Linked DNA regions of Homo sapiens: region 1 is linked to region 2. The links are chromatin loops, found by intact Hi-C in ENCODE. Cell type or tissue: heart right ventricle. All regions are shown on one strand. Links, peaks and the distances in the headings refer to the core of each region. The heading gives the core; the rest is flanking DNA. Region 1 overlaps SETD7 (SET domain containing 7, histone lysine methyltransferase). Region 2 has its middle 14 kb from the start of MGST2.

Region 1 (15,244 bases), core at 3,785-11,784, 150 kb after region 2:
ACTCCTTTATGATGATATTCAACTTGAGTGGGGTTTTTTTTCCACTTTGGTCCTGGATATAATGAAATGATACATATTAGGATAAATTTTCACTGTGTATAGTAGCAATACGAACACACATGCCAATGTATCAACATATCTACTTGGTTACATTTTGGTTTATGATAATTAACCTTGATTCATGTATTGGGAAGCTACAGGGACTACGTAATACCTGCTTATCACATAGGAAAATTATGTCCATGATTCTGAGCTCCCTTCTTCAAAAGTTTCCTCCTGGGTGTTCTATGTTCTCTCTTTATCCTGAAATACATTTATTAGGTTGTGAGGTATGTTGAAGAAGTAGAAGCCAGGGGTATGCTTTCAGCATTTATTGCAACCAAAAGTTAACCCCATCACGGTTAACGAGCATCTTTGGTCTCTTGTGGAATTTGAACTAAAACTATGAGCCTTATTCAATATCTATAATTCTATGATTTTTTTAAATTATGGGAAATTAATGAAAGATGTTTACATGAATAATGTTTGCCCTTACTGTGTTATGAATGAGTTTTTTGTAGTGTGTCTGGGTGCATGATGCAAGAGAGTAGGAAAAATGTTTCTGAAACAAAACTTGACAAATATTTGTAATGAAAGTAAATTTAAAGATTGCTATAATTGCGCTATAGAAACAATGCAAGTATTAAACAAAATATACAATCATCTGTCATTGTCTTCCTTTGGTCATCTAGGTTAGAAAAGCAATAATGGTTTTCTTATAATGTGTCTACCTGTATATTTAAATTACTAAGTGAACTTTACATTTTAAGTTGTTTTAAAATATTATTAGCCATTTATCATTTTCAGAGCATTCTAGTAAGAGCGGAGGATTTGATATGATTCCACATACACCCATAAATCCAGAAGGATTAGCCACACCAACAGAAAGTGTCGGATTGAATACATACATGGTAAGGGTATGGAATGCAAATGAGATGATCAGGGCAAATAGCTGAAAGGAAACTTCAATTCATGATTTAAAGAAAATATAGAAATTTTGTTAGACGTTGTGGTAGATTTTGGCAGTCTGAGGATGAGTCTGAGCTGAGAACCCTGGCAATCCCTTATTCCTGCCCTAATCACAGTCAACATTTCCGTTTTTTTTTTAATCTGAGATGAAGTCTCACTCTGTCACCCAGGCTGGAGTGCAGTGGTGCAATCTTGGCTCACTGCAGCCTCCACCTCCGGGATTCAAGCGACTCTCCTGCCTCAGCCTCCCAAGTAGCTGGGATTACAGGCGCTTACCACCACACTCAGCTCATTTTTGTATTTTTAGTAAAGACGGGGTTTCACCATGTTGGCGAGGCTGGTCTTGAACTCCTGACCTCAAGTGATCTGCCTGCCTTGGCCTCCCAAAGTGCTGGGATTACAGGCATGAGTCACCGTGCCCAGCCAGTCAACATTTGTAAAGCACAAAAGCCAGTGACAAAAGGAGTCAACATAGTACCTCATTATTAGCTGGGCCTTCTGCCCAGGACCCCAAAGAAGTGAATTCTAGGAAGTTTGGCAGGGCTACACGAGGCACAGTTAGGCCTCAAACTGAAGCAGGCCATGAGATCTCCTGCTTTATTTTACCTCCCTCAGTTGCCCAATCCTTGATTTTATCACACTTCCTTCCATGGAAGGAAGGAAACAGAAACGAGTGAGATGACTGGGTCCAAACTGATGTTGGATCAGCTTTTCCACCTGCACAGACACATTCACATGCTAGATCTTTCAGGCAAGGCTTCACCCTCTAACACGCATGGGTCAAATCACAATATTAATATTCTTCTTCCTTGTGGGAAAGGGGAATACAGGATTAAAAATTTAATACAGACTGAGGGAAGCTTAAGAAGCTAACCTTGAAAGTGAAAGATTGGGCAACTTTCATGGGTTAAGATGATTGATTTGGGCCCAAATGTTGTAGAATGAGGTAATGTGAAAATTAAGACAAAATTATGTTAGACCAAATTAGTAACCATCCCAGCTATACTAATGGGATGGTTACCAATATCTGCCTTTGGGTTTAAATGTTTGGAATCATTCAGACTGCTAGTTTATATTAAATGTGAAATTGTTTCAGCAGTCATCTCTAGAACTAGGTAACAGCTATCGAAGGACTTTATGCTGTAGTTTCATTTAGTTTCAATTCAGCATCTGACTGATTTGGGATTGTTCAATAAGAAGCCTCTAGTTGAAAAATAAGAGGAAGAAGAAGAAATTCCATTCCTCCTCTTGAAGCTGAAAAAAAAAGGAAAAACAGAAAAGGGGTTTCTGCTCCAAAAGTATTTCAGAAAATGACTGTTACCTTGCAGATAGATAGATAGATAGACAGATAGACAGATAGATCATGGTAATTCCCTCACGACATAGTGGTTTGCTCGATAAATGTGTTTTTCCTTAAGTTTTGTTTATTTACAAAAACCAAAAGCCAGGGTTTTGAATTTAGAGCTTCACTTCTTATAATGTACACGGAAAAAGATTAATGGATCCATCTAGATTGCTACCAAATTTTTACTTCTGTAAGTATCAGAATGCTTCCAGCTTCAAGAAACATCAAAGCTCAACTCAATATGGCCTAAGTAATAAAGAAGGTTTACTATCTCACATAACAAGAAGTGCTGAGTGGCCCTACAGTTAATTCAGCAGCTCCACCAAGTTCTTCCCATCTTTCCACTCTGCCTTTCTCAGCTTGTCTGCTTTGCCTTCAGGGGCTAGCTCCCTCACAGCCACAACATTGCTGCCCAGGTTCCAGCCATCACAGCCAATTTGGCCCCATCCAATAGATGAAAAGGAAAGTCTCTTCTATGGCCTCTATCACTGAGGAAACTCAGCCAATCACTGGCAATGGCTACAGGGGCACTATGATTATCTGAGTGAAGCATATGGCTGTGTGGCCTGAACCAGTTTGGGGCTCTCCCAGCAAGTAGGAAAGGGAAATGATAGTTGGGTTGACCACTCACAGTGTCTGCCTCATCTGCATCATGAGTTTTGTTTTCTTATTTTCCTCAGAGAAGAAGGGAGGTTAGTCTCTTCAAATAAATTAAATAAATGGATTTTTAAAAATAATTCAAATCAGTTTAGAGAATTTATCAGGGGGGCTGTAGAGGGGGGTTTACAAAGATATATTTATCTAGAGTTTTATCAGGCCGTTTTAAGTGTTTTAGATTATTCATTTAATCTTTTCAACAACCATATATATAGGTACTGTTACCACACCATTTTACAGAAAGAAAAACTGAGGCATAGAGAGGTTAAGGCACATGGTCGCAGAAGTAGAAAGCCATAGAGGCAGAGTCTGAAGCCGGGCAGCTGGGCTCCTTGCTGCTCTCCTAACCATACTTATGGGAGCTCTCTCTCCTGCCCTTCTCTCCGCTTGCTCTCCAGGGGTTAAGGCCAACCTTTAGTATCCTGTGTCTTCCTTTCCCTTGATCATCATCCACTTAGCCTACCAATCAACTGATCTCTTTGACTGGGTCCCTCTTTGATCCAATCCATGCAACACACAGACCAGCTTCTTTTTTTTTTTTTTTTTTTTTCTGAGACAGAGTCTCACTCTGTCGCCCATACTGGAGTGCAGTGGCGCAATCTCAGCTCACTGCAACCTCCACCTCCCAGGTTCAAGCAATTCTCCTGCCTCAGGCTCCCAAGTAGCTGGGACTACAGGAGCATGCTGCCATGCCCCGCTAATTTTTTGTATTTTGGTAGAGACAGGGTTTCACCGCCCAGTCTGGTCTCGAACTCCTGAGCTCAGGCAATCCGCCCACCTCAGTCTCTCAAAATGTTAGGATTACAGGCGTGAGCCACCACCCCCAGCAAGACCAGCTTCTTATAATTTTATTCTCAGCCAATTTCTATCCTGATCCCGAACTTCCACCTCCTCTGCCTGGATTTCCAGCATAGCTTCTCCATCCCATCTCATTTCTCATTCTTTGCCTCCACCACGTGAAGCATCCTCCGTGATGGGGTTTCCCTCTTCCCGCCTCTGCTTCTCTTTTCCTGCCTCTCTGCTGTGGCAGAGGGAGGGTTGTGTGGTGGAAAGGACTTGAGATCTGGAGTCAGACTGGTTTCACCCGGCTTTGCCACTGTCTGTGTGACGCTGGGCTTTCGACTACTCTCTGGCAAATAAGGATTTGCTGTGGGGTTCAGAAGACTGTTTTCATGTCCTCTCTCCCTCTTCCTTCCTGTGCTCCACCCACACCCACCCCCTTGCAGTCCAGGAGAGCCAGGCTTGCCCCGCTCTTGGGCATGTCTTTCTCCCAGAGAGCCACAGGCTCTGCCCTCGTGCCCTTCAAGTCTTTGCTGCATGAGGACTTCATTGACCACCCCACTTAAACTGCAACATTCTCCTCCCCCAGCATTCCGAGGCCACTTTACCCTCCTTTATTTTTCACCATGCTTCTCATTACCTTCTAGCATACCGTAGAACTTAGTTATATTATGTTGATTGTTTATTGTCTTTCTCCTCCCTCTAGAATAGACAGGGATTTTAGTTTGTTTTATTCACTAACATATCCTTAACATTTGATACACTGTAAGCACTCAATAAATACTCGTAGAGTGAGTGCATGAATGAGAGATTGTAATGATTAGGAGAATTGGGTAATCATCTTGGGTTGAAATCCCAGCCTTGCAATTTCTAGCTGTGTGACATAACTTCTTTGTGCCTCAGTTTTTTCTATTTGTAAAATTAAACTGTGATGACAACTGGGGGAAAAAAAGATTGAGTTTTGACCCATGGATTGAGCTCACTAACTTTGCTCCGCCTGCTCTGGGATGCCACCTTTCCAGGCATAGCCACAGCTTGCCTCCTTCCAAGCAGTCCCCCGTGAAGAGCCCCTGCCCCAGGAAGCCTGGCCTGACTCTTCGGGACCTGCCGTGTCTCCGCTGCCCTGCCACATGTGGATGGACACTGCCAGACCATTATTGTGTGTTCTCGATTGTTTAATGAGTGAAGCATCTAGCTGGCCTCTCCCTTAGATGACAGGCTTTGCGGGGATCACTAGGCATATCTTCCTGGATGTGCACAAAGCACTTTCTAGGCATGTGATGTGGGAGTGACTGAACTAGAGTACTTTTATTTATTTATTTATTTATTTGGGGTTTTTTTTTGAGTACCTTTTTAAAAAATATATTTCAATAGCTTTTGGGGTACAAGTGGTTTTTTGTTACATGGAGTAATTATCCAGTGGTGAATTCTGAAATTTTAGTGCACCTGTCACCTGAGTAATGTACATTGTACCTAATATGTAGATTTTTATCCCTAGCTCCCTCCCACCCTCCCCCTTCTGAGTCTCTGAAGTCCATTATGTCACTCTGAATGCCTCTGTGTACTCATAGCTTAGCTCCCACTTATAAGTGAAAACATAACGGGTTTTGGTTTTTCATTCCTTGGTTACTTCACTTAGAATAATGGCCTCCAGCTTCATCCAAGTTCAGCACGAATTTCTTAAGCTTTACCACATAGCAGTCCCTCTTCTGGGCCATTAGCAAATCAGCAGTGAATAAAAACAAAATCCTTGCCTTTGTGGAGCTTGCATTTTAGTGAGGGAAACGGATAAGAAGCAAGTAAATGACTGTATGTGCCTGGGTAAGTGGTATGGGACAAAGAGAGGAGAATAAAGAGGGTGAGGAGGTGTGCAGGGCCAAGAGGGGTGCTATTTTTTTGTGGGGGAAAGTCAGGGAAGACCTCATTTCCTGAGAGAGAGAACAAATTATGGAGATTCCAGGGGAAACATTTCAGGCTGAGGGGGGCCGCAGAGAGCCACGACCTGAGGTGGGAATGCTCAGGGAAGCGCAGGAGGCCAGGGGACCGGCCAGTGGGGAGAGAAGAGAATCAAATTCTACAGGGGCCCCGAAAACTATTTCAAGGACTTTGTTTTAAACTCAGAGTGCGAGGTGCAGTGGTGCAGCCAGTCACGGTGGCTTATGCCTGTAATCCCAGCACTTTGGGAGGCTGAGGTGGGCAGATCATCTGAGGTCAGGAGTTTGAGACCAGCCTTGCCAACATGGCAAAACCCCGTCTCTACTGATAATACAAAAATTAGCTGGGCGTGGTGGTGCATGCCTGTAATCCCATCTACTCAGGAGGCTGAGGCAGGAGAATCGCTTGAAACTGGGAGGCGGAGGTTGCAGTGAGCCAAGGTGGCACCACGGCACTCCAGCCTGGACGACAGAGCAAGACTCCGTCTCAAAAAAACAAAACAAACAAACAAAAACCACCAGCTTTCTTAAACTTAGTTTACTACAGTTTCTGAAAATGCTTTTGAAATTGTAATTGCTGTTAGCCCTTTCATTGGAAGGATCTCAACAGAAGAATGACAAGATCTTCCTCCCACGTGTAAAAGGATCACTCAGGCTGTTGTACTGAGAATAGGCTGGAGTGGGAGTAGGGACCCAGGTGGAAGCAGGGGGTTCATGATGATGGTGGGCAGGACAGAGGGGCCATGGTGAGGAGAAGTGGTTGAACTGGCGTGCATCATAGGAAGAAACAGTAGAATGTGCTGAGATATGGCATTAGGCATTTCACTGATTATTCAGGAATGGTGAGGCCAACAGATCAGGAGACAAATGCCGCTCTCAAAAATTTGCTGAAAAATCAACTCAAAATCAAAAGGCAGATTAATTGGAGAAAAAGCACATACATTTATTTAATGTGTATACACAAGAGCCTTTAGAATGATGATCCAAAGGTATAGGGGAAATTGGCCATTTTTATACTTAGGTTCAATGAAGTATGAAATATGTTTGGACAAAAACGGCATGATCTAATGCTAACAGGCTGAGTGGGAAAACCTAGCAAAACCTCTCTGTCTAGATTCTTCCTGGCCTCTCTGAGCATGCATTCCTTTCTTCTGGGTATGGGGCAGGGTTGTCAGAACCCAGTGGGTTCTTCTTGCCCACTGCCCTGAAAACAAAAAAACAGTGCACTGAGAACAGCAGATGTTGCAGCGAAGAAAGAATTTAATGATCACAGGGCCAGCCAAGCAGGAAGACAGGAGAAATTTCTCAAATCTGCCTTCCCAAGAATTTAGAGGCTGGGGTTTTTAAGGGTACTTTGGTGGGAAGGGGGCTGGGAAACTGAAAGGATTGATTGGCTGTGGATAAAATCACAGGGGTGTCTAAACTGTCTTCATGCAGCTGAATCAGTTCCTGGGAGGGGGGGTCTTGGGACCAGGTGGCATCTCTGGGTCTGCTGAAATGCTAAATCTGAAAAATATCTCAAAGACCGATTCTTCAGGTTTCACAGTAGTAATGTTATCTACAGGAGTAGTTGGGGAAGTTATAAATCTTGCGACTCTGGGGCAGTAAGCAACTTACAGAAAAACAAGCTTGGCAATGGCAGGTCATTGTTTAACTCAGCCTATGCTTTAGCAAAGTTCAAGCCTCTACCATAATTCTAACCTTGCGTCCTCTTGTTAGTCTTTACAAATTCGATTTCCATTTTTGAACAAGGAAGGGACCAGTTCAAGGAAAGGACTATTATGGCCTCCACACAAGAATGAGGACAAGCAAGTTAACCTGGTAGAAGCAAGATAGTCAGTTATGTCAGATTTCTCTGACTATAATTTTGCAAAGGCAGCTTTAGTGCCCTTTCTGGAATGGGGGTCTTCTGACTATAGTCAAACAAGGTAGGTCAGAAAATTTTTTTCTTTTTGAGACAGACTCTTGCTTTGTTGCTCAGGTGGGAGGGCAGTGGTGCAATCTCGGCTCACTGCAACCCCTGCCTCCTGGGTTCAAACAATTATCATGCCTAATTTTTGTATTTGTAAAAGAGACAGGATTTCACCATGTTGGCCAGGCTGGTCTCCAACTCCTGGCCTCAAGAGATCCGCCCACCTTGGCCTCCCAAAGTGCTGGGATTACAGGCATGAGATAATTTCTTTATGGTCAGTTTTTACACAGAAAGGCAGAGGGAAAGTTAGAGTGATATTTTTAGGTTTTATGGCTGGCTTTGGGGAAAAATAGTTCTGGTTGGCAGGATCTGCCTTGGGGTCTATAGGCAGCCTCTGGGAAGGATGGGACTCAGAGACAGAAGGGCAGGAGAAAGTCAGAGAAAAATCTTTGCTCCTGAAGCTGCCTCTGAGGCCTTCATTTCTGGATATTGTCTTCTGAACCCCAACAATAGTTTGTTATTCACAGTTCCCAAGAGGAGGGGGCACACCATGTTACAGGGGCCACATGGGGAAGCACCAGGATCAAGTAGGAGGTAGATGGAGTAAAGAGAAAACGTAGACAAGAACCTGTATTGTGGTGTCTGCAGGAAGAAATGGAGAGGCAGTCAGCAGGCCTGGGATTGGCTAGCTTGAATAACTTCAGTAGATTCTGGGGTGTACCGGCTGTCTTTAGTTGTCTGGTACCTGACCCTGGGGTAATGGTGGCTTGGAGTGGAAGAGGCCTAAGAAGGAAGTGGTTGTAGGCACAGAGGCTGATTTGGTTAGGTTGCATGTGAAAGGTGCCAGGCCTTTGCTATCTCTAGGAATCAGCTAGCCCTGGGTGGGGGGCAGTCCCTCCAGAGCCCACAAGGCCCTAGATGTCAAAGAGTCAGCATTAAAAGACATGCTTTAATATAATAGGAAGTAAGGAATCAGGGATGAACTCCGCAGTTTTTGATCTGAGCAACTGAAAGAATGAAGTAATCACTTAGTGCAAATAACGGTCACCACTGATGATACTGATGGTCTTACCGTAAATCTCCTGCACTTTCCCAGTTTTTATTTCTATTTCCAAAACAACCCATTAATTTCTTCATGGTCCAGCTCCCTCTTGTGGTGAGGATTTATTCTCATACTGTTTCTGACATGCTGTAAAACAAACACCTCTAGGGAAAGGATGATTTAACACATTTTAAAAATCCCAGCACTTTGGGAGGCCGAGGCGGGTGGATCACCTGAGCTCAGGAGTTCAAGACCAGCCTGGCCAACATGGTGAAAACCCATCTCTACTAAAAATACAAAAATTAGCCGGGCGTAGTGGCAGGCGCCGCCTGTAATCCCAGCTACTCAGGAGGCTGAGGCAGGAGAATCGCTTGAACCCAGGAGGCGGAGGTTGCAGTGAGCCGAGATTGCGCAACTGCACTCCAGCCTGGGGAACAAGAGAGAGATTTCGTCTAAAAAAAAAACAAAAAAACAAAAAAACAAAAAAAACATGAAAACTCAGTTGATGTTCTTTCCTATCATCAGGTTGAACTTTGATTAGCTAAATTAAGACACCACTTCCAGGGCTTTTTAAATTTTTTTATTTTTTATTTTATTTTTTTTGAGACGGAGTTTCGCTCTTGTTGCCCAGGCTGGAGTTTAGTAATGGCGCAATCTCGGCTCACTGCAACCTCCGCCTCCCGTGTTTAAGCGATTCTCCTACCTCAGCCTCCCGAGTAGCTGGGATTACAGGTGCCTGCCACCATGCCCATCTAATTTTTGTATTTTTAGTAGAGACAGGGTTTCACCATGTTAGTCAGGCTGGTCTGGAACTCCCAACCTTGGGTGATTCGCCCACCTCGGCCTCCCAAAGTGCTGGGATTACAGGCGTGAGCCACCGCACCCGGACTTTATTTTTAAATGAGCCCAAATTTCAAGAGGGCTAATAGCACTTCTGGCGCCTACAGTAAACAAAGTTGAACAAAACTGGTTTATCTTTTAAAACAAACAGAAGCATTTCTGTGTCATACAGGTCTTTAAAATCTCTCTCTGCCTGGAGCACAGTTATCTGTAAAACACGAGTTATAAGATCATTAGTACTGGCTGGGCATTATAGGCATAAGCCACTGTGCTTGGCCTCTGAAATTTCTTTATCAGAATTATTATAGCACTCGGACTCTGTGTGTGTGCATGTGTGTGTGTGTGTGTACAGGAACACAACTTATCTAAGTACGATTTACAAAACCTACAGCTATGTGGAACACAGCCAGAAACCTGAGACTGAGTGACTTCTGAGCAGTCAATAGCTATTTCAGTTCATGCACTTTACTCTGTAGAAGAACAACCATAACACAGTCCCCGTGGAACATCAGGTTCCAGCCTTAGAGCCTCTGACCCAGTGAAAAGTCAGAGCCAGCAAAAGAGAGGATGGAGAAGATTTAGAAAAATGCAGCTGGGTTTCTAAAAGTCTCCTTTCTGGCTTTTCAGCACCGTGGCTTGAGATCTATGTACCTTAATAATCTCTGAAAACGTTCTCAGCCAGTTGCTTCTCCAATTTCAGTGGCCAGAAGAATCACCTGGGAACGTGTAAAAGAAGCAGATTTGGGGCTCCACTCCCAAAGATCCCACATCTGGATCAAGCGCCCTGGGTAGAACACAGAAAAGCTGGCATTCCTCTTTATAGTGCAGCCCAAGGACTGATGCTCATAATGATGTTCGTGAGTAATTAAGAAAAGATAAAAGCGAATGGAATGAACTCTGCCTACTGATAATGGCAATTGTCAGAACATAGGCTTCCCTCAAGAACTCAAAATCGCACTCTGGGAGCCATTTTAAGATCTGAAAAGAGATACCTAATAAGTTGTGCCAGAGAAATCAATAAATAAAGTCACCAGAGGGGGGAAAAAGACCCTCAAACCAGCAGGACTTGATTAGATAAAATATCTTTTAAAACAATCAGGATATTTGGAATTTTCTTCAGGCTAATATGGGAGATAAGGGAAGTGAAGTGTGGGTGTAGATAAAACCAGACTGACCACATGTGGATAAGGATTTCAGCTGGGTGATGAGTACGAGTTCATGATCTTATATGTGTGTTTTTATATGTTTTTGAAATCTCCACAATAAAAAATTACAAAAAAAGTTTAAACCCAGGTTATTAGGTATAAACGTACCAAAAAAACAGTGTCACAGAGGCAAACATTACCTAACTCTGCCCAAGCAATCATGCTCCTTGAATTTTCTGGCCCCACTGGCAACTAATCCCTATTATAAAGTGAATATATCAGAGATCATTAAACATTACGTTTATATAACTGAAAACTCCCTGATATGGTTTGGATCTGTGTCCCCACCCAAATCTCATCTTGAATTGTAATTCCCATATGTGGTGGGAGGGATCTGATGGGAGGTAACTGGATCATGGCAGCATTTTCCCCCATGCTGTTCTCATGATATTGAGGGAGTTCTCATGAGACCTGATGGTTTAAAAGTGGCAGCTTCCCCTGCTCTCTTTCTCCTGCCGCCTTGTGAAGAAGATGCCTGCTTCCTCTTTGCCTTTTGCCGTGATTGTAAGTTTCCTGAGGCCTCCCCAGCCATGCAGAACTGTGAGTCAATTAAGCCTCTTTCCTTTATAAATTACCCAGCCTCCGGTAGTATCTTTAAGGCAGTGTGGAAATGGACTAACACACTGCCCCTGGTTCTGATTTCCTACTCACTAAGCAATTCTCTGATTGCTGAGGAAAATTTTCCAAGGTAATGAATGTGTCCTGATATAACCTCTAAAAGAAGACAGCCAGGTGAATAAACACCCCATCAGCTTGTGGTTGCCTTCCTTGAATTTCTGGAGAAACAATAGCTGTAATTTATTGAATGACTTACTCTGCAGCAAGCACTGAACTGGGTACTTTTCATTAGTTAATTCATTTAATTTTCACAGTAGAAATGATATTACTTGGAGATATTTCCATCCAAACTGGTTAAAGGAAAAAGTACAAAAGAATGAATGAAAGAGATTGTGCATTAATCTGGAAAAATATGTCCATTTTAAATACTTACTGCTTAAAATCTATAATGTCATATTCTGGCTATAGTGCCATTACATATAATGTTTACATATTTATCTCACAAGATTAAACACTGTTTTTCTAAGTAGAATTTCATGTGCATTCCCCAGCTCATTAAAAAGAATTCTAGTTTCCCATTTAAGATAATATTGTAGTAAATCCGCTTAACCAAGCTCTTTATAAACTCATATTGTCATAATCCATGAAAGTGAGTGAACCGCGAGGATGCTGCTGTTAACCACTCCATGCTGTAGAATCAGAATTCCTGAATTCCATAGGCATAAGGCATGTGCCTGTCCAACATCCAGTATCAATTTATGTATGAGATATTAATAATACTGAACTTCTGTGTCTATGTTGATATCATCTCTAGCCTTACAAACACAGAATTCTAATACTTTTCCCATACTCCAGTGGAATGTCTTTCATATCCCCTGGGGTACATGCTCTACACTTTATCATTCTGCTTGGCAGAACAATATTTCCTAGTGTAACAAAAGACACTGTTTATTGATTTATTTTTCCTCCCATATTTTAGAAGGCTCCTGTCCATTCTAAAGTTAGGTTCAATAACCTAGCATCCTCCCAGCGCCTGTTTAGTCATAATAATTGCTCAGGTATGCTGGATATTGAAGACAGAGTTGAAAGAATGGTTCACCAGTAGACACAGCAGGACATGTGTGACCAGGATCAGTTCATTGTGGGGCCTAGAATAATGAAAGGTAGTGAGAGAGTACATTCAATCTGAGATGAAAAGATCTGGACTCAAGCCCTTGCTCTATTACCTATGATCTTTGTGCTCTTTAACCATCCTCCCCCTTTATAGATTAATCAAATAAGACTTGCCTCGTCTATTTCACAGGCTTGTTTCAGATACAGTGCAGATGACCCTAGTGGCAGATACTGTGGATTGCCTACCCAAAAGACATTCACAAGCCATTTTCCCCTTGTCTTCCTGTGCCTAAAATAATTACATTCCAAGGATCTCTTGCAGCTAAGGCTGGCCACCAGATTCAGTTTTGGCCAACGAGAGGTCAGGCAAGGGAGGCAGGCAGTCACTGAGTGAGCCTCCAGAAAAGTTATGTACAAGAAGTAGAGTCCATTGGCATGCTGCCTTCATTGCTTACCCTCCAACCCACTTTTCACAAAGTAATCAGAGTAATGTAAAACAGTAAAGCAGCCAGCCGCAGTGGCTTACACCTGTAATTTCAGCACTCTGGGAGGCCAAGGTGGGTGGATCACTTGAGCCCAGGAGTTCGAGACCAGCCTGGGAAACATAGCAAAACCCCATCTCTACAAAAAATACAAAAAGTAGCCAGGCCTGGTGGTGCATGCCTGTAGTCCCAGCTACTCGAGAGGCTGAGGTGAGAGGATCACTTAAGCACAGGAAGGCAAGGCTGCAGTGAGCTGGGATTGTGCCACTGCACTCCAGCCTTAGGCAACAGAGTGAGACCCTGTCTCAAAAAAAAAAAAAAAATAGTAAAGTACATCTTGCCATCACCCTGCTGAAACACTTCAATGGCTTTCCATTGCAGCTAGAATAAAATCCAAGCTATTTACAATGGACTGGCTCCTGCTCCCTCTCCAGTATCATTCAGTCCGTTCTCCCCCACCCACTGTACTCCAGCCAGACCTTCTGTTCCTCAAACTTGCCAAGCGTTTTCCTGGATCCAGGCCTTTATACCTGCTGATTACTCTGCCTGTTTGCCTCTAGCTCTTTGCATAGCTTCTCTCTGTCACCCTTCAGCCCTTGACTCACACCGCCCTCATCAGAGGTGCCCTCCTTGACCGTCATGTCTCAGAAGGCCTCCTCAACTTATCTGCTGTCTTACCACCCAAATTGTTTCATTGTTATCCCTAATCCACAGTTATTTTGTGTATTTGTTATTCCTCTGTCTTCTAACACTGTAACATAAGCATCACTGGGGAACAGCCTTTGCCTGTCTTGTTTATTGCTACATCCTTAGTCCCTTACACAGTGCCTGAAACATAAGGGATGCTTGTTTAATATTTATAAAATAAAAGAATGAACTTTCCCTATGAATCTCCATCTCCTAATTTATTCCTCTTCATCAAAGGAAATGCAAGGCTAAACATGAGTGCATAATGGGAATAACAAGTGTTAACACAGGATTTGTGTGATGAGTGGATGACTTCCAGGAAAAAGCAATCAGAGGAGCCAATTTGGTGGTAAAAAAGGAAAGAAAGAAAAAGGAAGGAAGGAAAGGAAGGAAGGAAGGAAGAAAGAAAAAGAAAGAAAGAGAGAAAGAGAAAGAAAGAGGGAGGGAGGGAAGGGGGCAATTGTGATTGGATGAGAGCAGAAAGTAGCGGAAAATGCTGTGTCTGCATTGTCAACCAATAGCAATTTGGATTGCCACAGCTACAGACACCTCAGGAGGTCTTGGAAGAAGGCATGGGGAGGAGAAGGCAGCCTAATCAAGGTGACATACCTGCTTCCTGCAAATTCAAAATCACATGCTGGGGTGAGGTGGCTCTCACTGTCCATATGAATTTCCATTTCTTTTCACTTCCTTTCTTTACCCACCTTCTCTATTCTGCCTCCGCCTGCTACAATTCATCTCCTTTAAGGTTCCCTGTATTGGATAAATTTTAACCCAAGCATTAGGCAGCACACGTTTCTGAGAGGAGCAGAGGCTGCAGAATCAGACAAGCCTGGCTTTAAATTCTTGCTGTATTCCATTGCTCTATTCCTTCTAGCAATATTATTTTAGTAAAGTTAACTTCTCTAAGAGAAGCAATAATACCTGTCTCATAAAGGTTATTGTGAAGATTAAATGAGATACTACATTAAGAACTTGCCCCAGTATGGAGCAGAGTAATAAAGTTATATAACTTCAAAACAAGCAGGGTGAGGCTGGGGAGGAGAGGGGTGGTTAATAAGAAAAAGAAAAAAAAACAGTATTTGTTAAAAACCTACAGGAGACATCATATTTAATGGTGAAATGTCAAAAGCATTCTACTTTAGATAAAGAACAAGACATGGATGTCAGCTGTCACCTCTCTCATTTAATAACATGCTGGACATCTTGCCCAGTGCAATAAAACAAGAGAAATGTAAAAAATTTATAGGAGGTGGAAAGAATGAAAAAAACTATTTTTATTTGAAGGTGATATAATTTTTGTAGAACACCAAAAAGAATCTCCAATAATTAGGATTAATAAATGTTTCACTTGGTTCTTCAATCCAAAATTAATATATAAAAATTGGCCAGGTACAGTGGCTCACACCTGTAATCCCAGCACTTTGGGAAGACAAGACAAGAGAATCGCTTGAGGCCAGGAGATCCAGACCAGCCTGGCCAACATGGTGAAACCCTATCTCTACTAAAAACACAAAAATTAGCCGGGCATGGTGGCACACACCTGTAATCTCAGCTACTCGGGAGGCTGAGGCACAAGAATCGCTTGAACACTGCAGAGATCGTACGTAGTGAGACGAGACAAGATCACACCACTGTACTCTGGCCTGGGCGACAGAGCAAAACTGTCTCAAAAAAAAGA
Region 2 (15,244 bases), core at 3,473-11,472:
GAGTCAGTACAACCCAGTCCTGCTGCCCCAGAGCCTTTACTCTTAACTTTGGCTGCACATTGGAATCATGTGAGGAGGGGTCATTAAAAATTACAGAACTTCAGATTTAATTAGCTCAGGTTCAGCCTAGGCACCTGAACGTTTTAAAGCTTCCCAGGTAATCCTAATGCACAGCCAGGTGGAGAACCACTGTCTTAACCAATGTTTCTCAGCATAGCCCATACCACTGCTACCACACTGGAGGTGACAGAAACACACAGATGTCTGGGCCTCATCCAGGATCCATTATGACACGCCAGCAAAGCACACATGGTCTCATGTAACTTGCACAAAACTCCCAGGAGCCTGTAAATTATTCCCATTTTATAGATAAGGAAACTGAAACTGAGACCTAGAAAGCTTCAAGAGCTTGACAAATCACTCCATTTGACTGCATCCAAAAGAGGGAAGATGGGGCAGGGCTGTTGAGGGGGTGAATAATCTGGTAGGTGCCCAAAGTGAGCATCAGTGGTGCCAGGATAGAGGAGAAAGGGGTGTGGAAGGTTCTGCAGTGGCAGAAGGGAAGAGGTGAGGCTGGGAATAGATGGGACCTGTAGGCCTCACGGGTGCAGCCCAGGAGAAATGCTGGTTTCCACTGGAGGAGTTTACAGTATGCCTGGGTGGAAGAGAGAAGGACAGACAGACATGGGAGGGAAATCTGAGGCTGAGATGGGGCAACAGGCTCTGAGGCACCAGCAAAGGTAAGTGTGGCTGGAGCCGAGTCTCAGCTGATTGGGCCCAGTACTTCCCCGCCCACTGGCTTTGAAGTGCATGGAGACTGGTGATTCTCACATTAGAATCACCAAGGGCGTTTTTGAAATAAACACTGATTTAACTGAAAAATCTCCAGGACTACCAACTACTGCCTCAGAGAACTTACTGAGATTTCTATGCACCAGAGGAGAGTTTACTCTCTTGAAACCTACAGCATATTATGTGATTGGGCTACTTAAAGAAAAAAAGGGGTACCGTGGCTTCACTTGGTGTCTCTCTGGGGCTTAAGGCAAAAGAAAAAGGGCAAGCTACCCCTCTTTTGATGAGAAAACACAAAAGGTTGGTGGATTAAGAACAAACAGTTAAAAGCAGCTCTTATTCACTTTGAAATGTGGTGCTAAACCTGCATCTGGGCTGACACACCAAACAACAGTCATTTCAACACAGCACAATCCTGTTAGAACATGACTCACAAAAACACCGATGTGTCTAGATCGGAGGCCAAGTCACGTCCTGCACAAAAAGAAAGGAAACACAGCAAAACAAGAAACCTACTGGCCCCAAACAGGAAAGCCCTCCTGTGCATGCGGGCCTGTGACTGCATCCTTCAGCTACCTTAGCAAGATGATAAAGAACTTTGAAAACTGCTTGCCTGCTTCTCTTTTCTTTCTTTCTTTCTTTCTTTCTTTCTTTCTTTCTTTCTTTCTTTCTTTCTTTCTTTCTTTCTTCTTCCTCTTCCACTTCTTCCTTTCCTTTCTCCGCCTCTCCCTCCCCTCCTTCTCCTCCCCTTCCTCCCCCTCCCTTCTCCTCCTCCTCTTCCTCCTTCTTCTTTCTTTCTTCTTGTTCTTCCCTCGTTCTTCTTTCTTTTCTTCTTCCCTCCTGCTTGCCCTTAGGGTGTGCCTGGTTCTCACCTTTGCTTCTGGGACTTGGGCAGGATGATATCCTCAGAATTTCAGTTTCTGGCCATTCCCAGACAAACCTGTCTGGGACAGGAATTCCAGACAAAACAGCTTATCCGCCCTTCCACGCCCTCTCCTGCATGAGCCTATTTTTCATTCTCTTCTCAGAGGTCCCACTGGCTGGTCATCTAATTTCATCCCTAATTTGTAGTAGAAGGATTCTAACAGCCACACATTTAGAGCTAGGAGCTGCAGTTTAAGGTGCTCTATCAAAATAACATATTTTGTGAAACCGCTAGGGGGAGTCAATCCAGGGCTGCCAGACCTGCCGGGATAACACCACCAGAGGCAGCTCAGCTTCCAGGCAAGCCACCCTCTGAGGTCCCTGTGATAGCTTACTCCTCCAGGTTTCCAGAAGTCCCTACAGATGCACATCAGTGAAAATGGAACAAGTCAGTTAACACAAACTGTCAAAATCATCTCTAAATAATGTCCTATAAAAATTCAGTTTTTCAGGTATGAACACATTGACCATTTCCAGCAAGCGACCTGTAACAGTCAATTGCTCAAAACCCACAGGTGCTCAAATGTAAAAATACCAGGATTTAACCGTTAGTCCTGATCCACTCAGAGCTAGACGGAAGCCAAACACAGACGCTGCCCCAGAGACGTACATTCCATGGAGAAGGGTCAGAAAAGGACACTTTACGTTTGGCATCCCTGTGGCAAACTGCGAGGGGATAGAGGAGGGGTGAGAAAAGACACAAGGTTTCCACCTGGTGGTGGGGAAATCCCTAGCCAAGGGGATGCCCGTTTTTTGATCAATATTCCGAGGAATTGGATACCACACCTTGGACTTTGATTTGATCCCTTGATGTACCCCTAGCTTTTAAAGTGGCTTGGTTAAAAAAAAAAACAAAAACTTTGCAAAAATTATTTGGAAAGGAGTGGGTCAGAGAGCTGGGCAGTGTCTGAAGAGTTTCTCAAGATCAGGCAGACAGTTTGGTTGGTAAAACATCCGAGAACTGGGTTTTTATTCATACTGGAATGAGGGTACTGCTTTGCAATGAAAGAGAAAAATCTAAAGCAAGGAAAGGGGGCCAGGTGCAGTGGCTCACGCCTGTAATCCCAGCAACTCAGGAAGCTGAGGCAGGAGGATCGCTTGAGTCCAGGAGTTCTAGGCTGCAGTGAGCTATGACTGCACCACTGCACTCCAGCCTGAGCTGCCATCTCAAAAAAAAAAGAAAAGAAAAAAGAAAGAAAGAAAGGAACAAACCAGAAAATAGCAATGCACATAAGGCCGGGCGTGGTGGCTTATGCCTGTAATCTCAGGATTTTGGGAGGGCGAGGCGGGCGGATCACTTGAGGTCAGGAGTTCAAGACCAGCCTGGCCAACATGGTGAAACCCCATTTCCACTAAAAATACAAAAAAATAGCCAGGTGTGATGGCATGCTCCTGTAGTCCCAGCTACTCGGGAGGCTGAGGCAGGAGAATCACTTGAATCTGGGAGGCAGAGGTTGCAGTAAGCCGAGATCGCCCCACTGCACTCCAGCCTGGGAGACGGTGCAAGAATCCTTCTCAAAAAAAAAAGAAAAAAAAAAAGAATGTGCATAAGTTCATTTATTCATTCATTCATCAAATGCATTGAGTACCTACCACATGCCAAGCTCCATACTAAGTGCTGAGACCCAGGAATAAGCAAGACAGACAACAGCCCTGCTCTTACAGTATTTACAGCAGAGTGAGGAGGATGTACATTAACAAGCCATAACCAAAGCGAATTAATTCATGATCAATGTGGGGAGTGCTGTGAGAGGTCCCAACTGCCATACGAATGTATGTCAGGGGGCCTAACCTAGTCTGGGAGGCAAGAAGAGCCTTCGCAAAAGTGACATTTTGGCTGAGGACTGATCCTAAAGTGTTAGCTAGATGAATGGTGCACAGGTGTGTGTGTGTCAGAGGGTGGACTGGAAGGAGAAAGGGGAATATTCCAGGCTGAGAAAGAACAGGAAAAGGCTTGTAGAGGGAAAGGCTATGGCATGGTCAAAGAATCCTGAATGAAGTCCGGTGTGGCTGTTGCTTAGAGACCTGGAAGAGAGTAGTGTCTGCTGTGCCAGGGTTGGCCCACATAGGGTCATGTTAAGTATGCTTACTTCATACCGGCTGTTCTCAACCTGGGATGATTTTGTCCTCAGGGGACATTGGGTGATGCCTGTAGACATTTTACTTATTACAGCTGGGGAGTGAGGTGCTACTGGCACCTAGTGGGTAGAGTCCAGAGATGCTGCTAAATATCTTATGTTGCACAGGGCAGCCCCCACAGCACAGCAAAGAGTTGCCCCGCTCACAATGTCAGTAGTGCTGAGGTTGAGAGACCCTGTTTACAAGGAGGATGTGAAGCCTGTCATGGGTTTTAAGCTGGAAGGTTTTGTGATGAGATTTGTTTCAAAAAGATCACTCTGACACCAGTGTGGACTGATGGGGCAGTATCACTCGTGTAGATACGAATGGATCTGTTAGGAAAGCATATTATGGTCTAGGCAAGAGAAGATGTTGGCCTGGCCTAGGGAAATGTCAGTGTGGATGGAGAAAGAGATTTAAAAGAACAAATCAATTGCATTTCAGGGCAGATGGGTTGTAGAGGGTCCCTTAGCCCATGCTTTCTAGACAAGGCTGGAATGCTGAGGCTTTATTTGGCGGGTGCAGTATCAGGGCAGCAAAAGTGATGGGAGAGCCAAGTATGGCAGATTGGCCAGAAGCAGAGCATGTCCACGTGGGGTGCTGCTTCAGATGCCCTGTGATGAGATGTAGCCAGTCACTGCACAGGCACCCCAGCCAGCCCTCGGGGAATCTCTGGACAGGCTGAGTGGAGAAACTGCACCTCAGCACAATCCACTGAAGGGAGGAAAGGAGAGGGAACTTATTTTCTTTTATTATATATATTTTTTAACTTTTATTTTAAGTTCGGGAGTACATATGCAGGTTTGTTACATACATAAACGTGTGTCACGGGGTTGGTTGTGCAGATTATTTCATTATCCAGGTATTAAGCCTAGTACCCATTTGTTATTTTTCCTGATCCTCTCCCTCCTCCCACCCTCCACCCTCAGAAAGGACCTGGTATGTGTGTTCCCTCCATGTGTCCATGTGTTCTCAGGACTTTGTCTTCTACACCTCATCTCCCATTGGGGCAGTTTCCCCCATGGCAGTTTTTAAACAGAACTGCAAATTCTTTGCCATTTCTCCCGTCTTGAGGTGGGGACACGCAGCAGGAGTGATGCTGGGCAGCTTCTGCTTTATTCACCGGGGCCCTCATGCTTGGAGCCCTCGGCTGCCATGAGAGAAATCAGCTACCCGAAGGGCACCATGTGAGCCCACGTGTAAGGGCTCTGGGTGACAGCTCCAGCTATGGCCCCAGCACGCAGCCCCACCTGCATGGATATACGTTCATATGATTCTAGCCCACAGCTGTGGGGGCACTCCCAGCCATTGTCTCCTCAGCTGAGGCCTCAGACATTGAAGAGCAGAGACATGCCAGTCCTACCGTGCCCTACTGACCCACATAACTCATTAGAGCCTAATTAAATGGTTGTTATAAACCCCTAAACTTTGGGGTACTTTGTCACACCTGAGTAGTCACCAGAACAACCTCATTGCAAGGTAACAACTCAGCTTCCCAGGGTTCATCATTTGGCTCCAGTGATACCACCCCATGCCCTGCAAGTGTGGCACTTCAGACAGGAGCCAGGGACACCAGGAGTATGGCTGGTGGCCCTTAGGTGGCAGGATTGCAGAGGCCCCACCGGAAGTCAGCTGGCCACAGCAGAGCCAAGGTAGAGTGCATGATTGAAAATTCAGGAGACAGGATGAGCTCCAGAAAATTGGGCGCTGCACTGGACGTGCCTGATAAAGCAAAGAGGGAGAGAAAAGAGGAGTTAAGGATTTCCACATTTCTGGTTTCTGAACAGCTAGATACATTAATGATGGGGCAATTTACTGCCACAGAATTTAGACCAAAGGAGGGGGCTAGGTTTGAAGTGCCTGTGAGTCCATTAGAAATGACAAGAAGTGGGAGCCCAGGTCACCAAAGATGGTCAAGGTCATTGATCTTGAGACCACAGGGCCCCAAGAAGGCTTAAGGGTCTGTCCCTGATTCTTGTTTCCTGTGTGAGAAATATTTTGCAGGTGTCAGGCTGGGACTCTTGACCAGCTGAATTACGTATTTCCAGAACAGGGTGTTAAAGAAGACAGAAGCGACCCCAGGAAAAAGCGTGGCTTCCACAAGAGCTGCCATATACAAACAAGCATGCCCCACAACGCTGGCAGGAGAGATATCATCAGATTTATTTATTTATTTATTTATTTATTTATTTATTTATTTATTTATTATTTGAGACAGGGTCTTGCTCCATTGCCCAGACTGGAGTGCAGTGGCAAGATCTCTCTTGGCCCATCAGATATATATTTTTTAAAAACTGGGAGGAGAAGTGCAGGCGCAGTGGCTCACGCCTGTAATCCCAGCACTTTGGGAGACCAAGGCATGTAGATCACAAGGTCAGGAGTTCAAGACCAGCCTGGCCAATATGGTGAAACCCCGTCCGTACTAAAAATAAAAAAATTAGCTGGGCGTGGTGGCAGGCACCTGTAGTCTCAGCTACTCAGGAGGCTGAGGCAGGAGAATCGCTTGAACCCAGGAGGCGGAGGTTGCAGTGAGTTGACAGTGTACCACTGCACTCCAGCATGGGCGACAGACCAAGATTCTGTCTTAAAAAACAAAACAAAACAAAACAAAAAACTGGGAGGGGAAAATATTTTTTTATTTTCTAATATGTTAGAACCCTTTCTCAATGTGTAACTCTCCTCATTCTTCTCCCTCTCATCTTTAACCAAAATTGTAAATGTTCTACATGTGCATCATGTTAGTCTATCAGGTGTTATTTAGATAATTGGTGCCTTTGACTTACATTCTTGTAAACGTTGCTTTAGTTCATAAACTCATAATATTCCCAGACCTGAAGCCTGTCTTAAAATTGATAATGTAAATCATCTAGGTCTGAATGCCTAAAGTGATGGGGAGCTCACCACCTCTTGTTTCTGGTCATAGGTAGGTGAGATCCCTTCTGCAGCAAGAAGTCAGGGGCAGGCCTGTGACACTAGCTCTGATTCCTGCAAATGACCAAATGAGGGGCAGGGCCTGGTGGTCTCCCAGTCCCAGCTGAGGCTCCCATGACCTGCACCCTCCTGCCCTCCCAACTCTCAGGTTCTCCCAACAGCCCTCCCCCAGCTAATTTCATAAAAGGCACTAAAAACTTTTGATCAGTCACAAAATCATGGGAAGAGAAAGAAATACAAGAAGAGAGAAAGAAGGGAAAGTGGCGTGAATCATTAACAAAGGCACCACATCCCTGATACTGTACTGTTCTGGGTGCTTTTTTCTCAATGAATTCTCACAAAATCCTGTTGGTATTAGTGATTCATATTTCTTACATATAGAAACTGAGTCGCAAAGAGGTTATTACTTAACTTGCCCAAGATCGTACAGCTAATAAGATGCAGAGATAGAGTCCACTTTTGACTCCAGTCCAGTGCTCTTTGCACTATTGCTTTCTTCCCAGGAGTCATTGTATCCACTCCTCTTAAAGAAAGGAAGGCGTTAAGTTTGGGATAGACTGTGTATGCACAAGAACCACTGTACCTCTCCCTGAACGCCACCAGATGGCGCAGTGGAAGGCTAAAATCCTGTTGCTTTTTATCAGTTCACTTGGCGAGACAGGCGTGGGGGAGGCCAGCTGCAGGGAGAATGTCAAAACAGAGTTCTATTTAGGAAAATGAAGCCTTCTGCCTGCCCCGTCTCCCACCGGGATCCTTGGATGGCTCTCGGCAGACTATAAATGAATTCGCTTCTTTCTTCCTTCCCCATCCTACTGCTAACCCACATCTCTGATTCTATTTTCTCTCCATCTCTGACACAAGGGCACTAGTTCCACCCACATCAGAGAATAGTGTGTCCTGAAGACAGAGAGGAGCAGGCAAGATGGGTGGTAGGGAGAATCAAGACCTGCAGTTCCCTGTAGCAACTGGAGGGGCATTTCCCAGACATATCCCTTCCTGCCTGCTTACCCAACACGCACACACACACACACACACACACCATAACACAGACATGCACAACACACACATATCATAACACACACACATCTCATAACACCATAACATGCACATATCATAACATACACATACACATGAACATGCACACAACACACAAGTGCTAATCTAAGGGCCCTGTCTTAGCCTGATGTGGCTGCCATAATAAAGTACCACACACTATGTGGCTTAAACCAGCTTGAGGGAGACCAGCTGCAGGGAGAACGTCAAAAAAGAGTGCTATTTAGGAAAATGAAGCCTTCTATTTTCTCAGAGATCTATTTTCTCACAGTTCTGGAAGCTGTAAGTCCAAGATCAAGGTGTGGATAGGTTTTGTTTCTTCCGATACCTCTCTCCTGGGCTTGCAGATAGCTGCCTTCTCACTGTGTCCTCACAGGGTCTTTTCTATGTGCACCCTGGTGTCTCTCTGTGTGTCCTAATCTCCTTTTCGGACACCAGTCAGATTGCATTAGAGCCCATCCTAACAGCCTTATTTTAACTTCATCACCACAACCCCACCACCTTTTTTTTTTACTTTAAAGACAGGGCATCACTCTGTTGCCCAGGCTGGAGTGCAGTGGCGTGAACATGGCTCACTGCAGACTCAACCTCCCGGGCTCAAGTGATCCTCTCACCTCAGCCTCCGGAGTTGCTGGGACTACAGGTGTGTGCCACCACGCCCACCTAATTTTTAAATTTTTTCTAGAGACAGGGGTCTCCCTATGTTGCCCAGGCTGACCTCGAACTCTTGGCCTAGAGCAATCCTCCCACCTCAGCCTCCCAAATTGCTGGGATTTCAGGCATAAGTCACTGCACCCAGCCTATCACCCGGCCTATCACGTGGCCTGTCTCCAAATACAGTCATATTCTGAGGTACTGGGAGCTAGGGCTTCAACATATGACTTTGGAAGTGGGAGGATACAACTCAGTCCATAACAGGACCGAATCACTTATTTTATTTTATTTTAATTCTGAGTAGTGGGTGCAACTTTGTGCTTAATAAAGATGTTTGACCCCTAGAGGTCACAGGAGAAGTCCTAGGTTACAATATGCTCACTAACAAATGAAGCTCATCAATTGTGTGACACTAAGGGTAAATATGGCTGAAATGATCCAAGTAATTTTAAGATTAATCTTCCCTCCCAGGAGCCTCACATAGTTACCTGGATAGATCTGGTTTGGAGGTCTCTATTGATGACCAGAACATCACCAGTGTCCACTTCTTTGTGAAAAGCTGTCCTTTCTCTGTTCACTCTCCTTTGGATGTCCTCCAAAGCAGACCATTCCTGGAGTTCATAGAACTCCCTCATTCTCTGAGATTTTTCTAACCTGGAAGATGGTGCTGAGAAGGCGTCCTAGATCTACCTGATATAACCTGGGTGACTGTAGAGGTAGCAGAGTTGTCTTCAGGTTGAAAGTTTAAAGCAGAGGGTCTGTTCAACCCAGAAGTGTCCCAGGCCAGGCTACATGGTGCCTTGTTTAGAAGAAAGTCATATAAAATTAAGAAACCCCAAAGAATGAGGATCACTTGAGGCCAGGAGTTTGTGACCAGCCTGGCCAACGTAGACAGTCCACGTTTTACAAAAAAATAAAATAAAATTTTTGTAACTAGCCAGATGTGGTGGCAGACAACTGCAGTCCCGCTACTTGGGAGGATGAGGCGGGAGGATGAGGCAGGAGGATCACTTGAGCCCAGAAGTTGGAGGCTGCAGTGAGCTGTGATTGCACCACTGCACTTTGCAAGGGTAACAGAGCCAGATCCTGTCTCTAAAAGAAAAGAAATCCCAAAGAATTTGTCCCCTCCCAGAGGGAAAATTATATATATACATATATATAGAGAGAGAGAGAGAGAGAGAGTGTGTGTGCGAAGTGAAATAAATAAAGCAGCTTCTGCTTGATGAGGCCAATAAGGCCTGGGGTCTGGGATCAGGGTTTTCTCGAAGCTGGGCGGTGATCATAAGATCACTTTGATACCTGTGGACCTCCAACACCTGCTATTCCCAAAAACCACTCTGCTATCCCCTTAGATGGCAAACTAGCACTGTCTGCTGACCTAAGTAATTCTCAACCCACTCAATGGGGCAGCTTGCCTTATTTAAGACATATGATTTTTGTACTTGAATAAAGTTAAAGTTACATGAAGCTGAAATGCAGCCACAACTGAGTGCAGGCAATAATTGTGAGTCCAGCCTCCTACAGTTAAGAGTTGCTCTCTTTTGGCCAGGCGTGGTGGCTCACGCCTGTAATCCCAGCACTTTGGGAGGCCGAGGCGGGCGGATCATAAGGTCAGGAGATCGAGACCATCCTGGCTAACATGGTGAAACCCCGCCTCTGCTAAAAATACAAAAAAATTAGCCTGGTGTGGTGGCATGCACCTGTAGTCCCAGCTACTCAGGAGGCTGAGGCAGGAGAATCTCTTGAATGAGGGAGGAGGAGGAGGTTGCAGTGAGCTGAGATGGCGCCACTGCACTCCAGCCTGGCAGAGCGAGACTCCATCTCAAAAAAAAAAAAAAGAGTTGTGCTCCTTTGGGGACAGGGAGAGACAAGTAGCAGGGGGCACTTCCCTGAATGCTCTCCTTAGTGGTGGGAATTTGACCTGTTTAGAAGTTCTACTCCATGAGGGTTTTTTCTGGGTTGTTGTTTGTTTGTTTTCGTTTCTTTTTTTTTTTTTTTTTGAGATGGAGTCTTGCTATGTTACCCAGGCTGGAGTGCAGTGGCATGATCTCAACTCACTGAAACCTTTGCCTCCTGGGTTCAAGTGATTCTCCTGCCTCACCCTCCCGAGTAGCTTGGATTACAGGCGCGTGCCACCATGCCTGGCTAATTTTTGTATTTTTAGTAGAGATGGGGTTTCACCATGTTGGCCAAGCTCGTCTCGAACTCCTGACCTCCGGCGATCTGCCTGTTTCGGCCTCCCAAAGTGCTGGGATTACAGGCATGAGCCACCATACCCGGCCTACTCCATGAGGTTTTGATTAAACAGTTCAAAATTTATACTCAGGAATACCTCGTTTTATTGTGCTTAGCCTCATTGCACTTTGCAAATATTGTATTGGTTTGTGGCAACCCTGTGTTGAGCAAGTCTATCTGTGTCATTTATCCAACAGTGCATGCTCACTTTGGGTCTCTGTGTCAGCATTTTTCAGCAATAAGGTATTTTTTAATTAAGGTATGTACATTGTTTCTCCAGTGCAATACTATTGCACACAATAGACTACAGTATAGTTACTTTTATATGTACTAGAAAACCAACAAATTTTTGTGATTCAACCCACTCACTTTTTATGTTATTTGCTTTATTGAGATCATCTGGAACCAAACCCACAATATCTCCAAAGTATTGCCAGTAATGAAGCACTACATCACATCAGGCCCCATGCTAGGTGCTGGAAATACAAAGGTAATAGTCTGCTGGAGGAGACAGGGATCTAATTAAATTTATGTATTTATGTATTTATTTGAGACCAAGTCTTGCTCTGTTGCCCAGGCTGGAGTACAATGGTGTGATCTTAGCTCACTGCAACCTCCGCCTCCCAGATTCAAGCAATTTTCCTGCCTCAGCCTCCCGAGTACCTGGGATTACAGGCGTGTGCCACCATGCCTGGCTAATTTTTGTATTTTTGATAGAAACAAGGTTTCCCCATGTTGACCAGGCTGGTCTCGAACTCCTGACCTCTGGTGATCTGCCCGTCTCGGCCTCCCAAAGTGCTGGGATTACAGGTGTGAGCCACTGCACCCGGCCATCTAATTAAATTTAATACAGTAAGGCATGTGCAATAATAAAAGTTGGTGTAGGGTACAAAACCAGCCAAAAGAGGAAAGAGTTAGTTCTTCATGGAAAGGTCAGAGTGGGCTTTACAGTGGAGGTGACCCATGGACAAGGGTATTTGAAGGATGAGTAAGAGTTCACCACACAAGAAAGGGTGGAACAGAGAAAGCTCCACCCAGAAAGTGCACAAGGCATGGAACAAAAGCAGAGTGATGCAAGACAGTGTATCTCCGGAACTGCAAGCATTTTGGTAAGGTGGAAGCAGAAGTGTGTGTGAAGGAAGAATGTAGGATGAGTTGAGAGGGGTAGGAGACAGATCATCTAAAAGAGCCTCAGGTAAGCTCATGCAAAGAGTTTGAACATTCTTCTGAAAGTCTTTATATGATTTGAAGCAGGCTTGTGGCCTAGTCAGGTGGACATATGAGAACAGCCTGGGGGAGGAAGGATGGTGGCTACTGCAGTCGTCCTAGTGAGATCACATAAGGCCAGTGGCAACGAGCATGAAAAGGAGAGGATGCATTTACCAAATATCTGGGAGGGGTTTAGTGTGTGTGGGAGAGAGAGGGATTTAGATATGATTTCATACTTTTTTCTAGAGTGGCTGGGATGGTGGTGCCAGAGGTGGAGAATGTTAGAAGGGAGTCGATTTGGAATGAGAAGATGAGAATTGTCTTCAGTATGCCATGTTTTTCAGTCAAGTGGGAATGTCAATAGGCCTCTGAATATATGGGTGGTCTAGAGCTTGAGGAAACATCAGAATTGGCAGAAGAGATGCAGGCATCATCAACATATAAGCATTTAAACCACCTATGACGATGAAATATCCCAGGAAGTGTGAGTGAGAAGAGAGAGCAGAGGTTGGAACTATGAGAGGCAACAAAACATAATGGCTCAGCCCATAGGATGGGAGGAAATATTTGCAAATTGTGTGTCTGATAAGAGAATAATATCCAGAATATGGCCAGGTGCGGTGGTGGCTCATGCCTGTAACCCCAGCACTTTGGGAGGCCAAGGCGGGAGGATCACTTGAGTCCAGAAGTTCAAGACCAGCCTGGGCAACATGGTAAAATCCCATTTCTACAAAAAGTACAAAACATAGCTGAACGTCGTAGCGCATGCTTGTAGTCCCAGCTACTTGGGATGCTAAGGTAGGAGGATCGCTTGAGGCTGTGGTGAGCCATGACAGCACCGCTGCACTCCAGCTTCACCCTGCCTAAAAAAAAAAACAAAAAAACAAAAAAACAAAAAACCCAGATTATATAATGAACACTTAAAACTCAACAATATAAAAGCGAACATCTCAATTCAAAAATGGGCAAAGAATGTAAATAGACATTTCTCCAAAGATACGCAAATGGCCGTCTTGGTCTATTCAGGCTCCTACAACAAAATATCATAGACTAAGCAGTTTCTTAAAAACGAAAATTTGCTTCTCAAGTTCTGGAGGCTGGGAAGTCCCAGATCAAGGTGCTGGCAGATTTGATGTGTGGTGAAGGCTGTCTTCTGGTTCATAGAAGACTAATTGCTTCCTAAAGGCCCAGCTTCTTAATACTGTCACATTGGCAATTAGGTTTCAACATAAAAATTTGGGGAGTGGGGGACACGAACATTCAGACATGGCAACATGAAAAGATGCTCAACATGACTAGTCATTAGGGAAATACAAATCAAAGCCACAATGAGATGCCATTTTACACTTGCTGGGATAGCTATGGTATTAAAAATGGAAAATAGGTGTTGGAGAAATTGGAACCATCATACATTGCTGATAGGAATAAACAAATGGTGCAGCTGCTATGAAGAACAGTTTGGTTGTTCCTGAAAAAGCTAAGCACAGAATTATGATATGAGTCAGTGATGCCACTCCTAGGTGGGTACACAAAGGGATTGAAAGCAGGAACTCAGATACTTGTATGCCAACATTCATAACTGCATGATTCACAAAAGCCTAAAGGTGGAAACAATCTGTCTCCATCAAGAGACAAATGGTAAAACAGGCCGGGCGCGGTGGCCCATGCCTGTAATCTCAGCTCTTTGGGAGGCCGAGGCGAGCAGATCACCTGAGGTCAGGAGCTCAAGACCAGCCTGGCCAACATGACGAAACCCCATCTCTACAAAAAACAAAAACAAAAATTAGCTGGGTGTAGCGGCACTCACCTGTAGTCCCAGCTACTCAGGAGGCTGAGGCACAAGAATCGCTTGAACCTAGGAGGCTGAGGTTTCAGTGAGCCGAGATCGTGCCACTGCACTCCAGCCTGGGTGACAACGAGACTCCATCTCCAAAAAAAAAAAAAAAATGATGAATGGAAAAACAAAATGTGTTATATGCATACGGTGAAATATCATTCAGCCATAAAAAGGAATGAAATTCTGACACATGCTACAACACAGATGAACCGGAAAACATTATGCTAAGTGAAATAACCCAGTCATGAAAGCACAAATATTGTATGATTCCACTTATAGGAGGTACCTACAATAGGCAAATTCATGGGGACAGAAAGAAGATTAAAGTTTACCAGGAGCTGGAGAGAGTGGAGAATGGGGAGCTATTGCTTAATGGTTATAGAGTTTCTGTTTGGGGTGATGAAAAAGTTTTGCAAATAGTGATGATGACTGCACAACATGTGAATGTACTTAATGCTACTGAACTGCACATGTAAAAATGCTTAATGATAGGTTTTATGGTATATACATTTTACCATAATTTTCAAAAATTAATAATATAATAAATATGTAATAACTTAATAATGCAGTACACCAAAAACAATGGAATTGTATACTTTAAATGAGTGAATTGTATGCAATGTATCATATGTAAAGATTGAATGGAAGACCAGTCGCAGTGGCTCACGCCTGTAATCCTAGCACTTTGGGAGGCCAAGGCAAGCGAGACCTCATCTGAGGTCATAAGTTCAAAACCAGCCTGGCCAACATGGTGAAACCCCTAAAAATACAAAAATTAGCCAGGCATGGTGGTGCTTGCCTGTAATCCCAGGTACACAGGAGGCTGAGGCATGAGAATCACTTGAACCCAGGAGGCAGAGGTTGCGGTGAGCCAAGATCGCGCCATTGCACTCCAGCCTGGGCGACAGAGCGAGACCCTGTCTCAAAAACAAACAAACAAACAAAAAAGATTGAATGGAGATTTCTCAAAGAACTAAAAATAGAACTAGCATTCTATCCAGCAATTCCACTACTGGATATGTACCCAAAGGAAAAGAAATTATTATATCAAAAAGATACCTGTACCCATATATTTATCCCAGCACTATTCACGATAGCAAAGATATGGAATCAACCTAAGTGTCCATCAACAGATGATTGGATAAAGAAAATGTGCTATACATACACTTTAGGATGCCACTCAGCCATAAAAAGAATGAAATCATGTCTTTTGCAGCCACATGGATGGAACTGGAGGCCATTACATTAAGTGACACAAGTCAGACACACAAAGACAAATACTGCATGTTCTCACTTGTAAGGGGGAGTTAATAATGTGTACACACAGACATAGAGAGTGAAATGATAGACAATGGAGACTTGGATGGGTGGGGGATGGGAAGGGGGTGGAGGATGAAAAATTACTTACTGGGTACAATGTACATTATCCGGGTGACAGATACCCTAAAAGCTCTGACTTCACCACTATGCAATCTGTGCATGTAACAAAAT

Evidence for each region. Hi-C counts contacts between places; a loop is a spot of excess contacts. Peaks named below come from ENCODE experiments on the same cell type or tissue, not always from the same donor. Only the 100,000 strongest peaks of a DNase experiment are listed, where the experiment ranks them.
Region 1: it touches region 2 in a loop (6-fold over the local background); 50 of 110 quality-filtered maps call a loop at or near these places.

The regions. Positions count from the first base shown.
Region 1 is chr4:139,491,496-139,506,739 of GRCh38, reverse strand. SETD7 (SET domain containing 7, histone lysine methyltransferase) reads left to right here. Exons shown (of 8, transcript NM_030648.4): 8 at 1-702. Among named protein-coding and RNA genes, the nearest start is that of RAB33B, 45 kb to the right of the region's middle. RefSeq lists silencers at 2,860-2,909, 8,651-8,945. In heart right ventricle, for the core only: a CTCF peak has its summit at 8,777 (motif pointing left); no DNase peak of the experiment used is centred there.
Region 2 is chr4:139,643,907-139,659,150 of GRCh38, reverse strand. No RefSeq gene overlaps it. Among named protein-coding and RNA genes, the nearest start is that of MGST2, 14 kb to the left of the region's middle. RefSeq lists a silencer at 7,302-7,596. In heart right ventricle, for the core only: CTCF peaks have their summits at 3,913 (motif pointing left), 7,146 and 7,352 (motif pointing right); a DNase peak (open chromatin) is centred at 7,400; H3K4me3 peaks cover 384 bases; H3K27ac peaks cover 376 bases.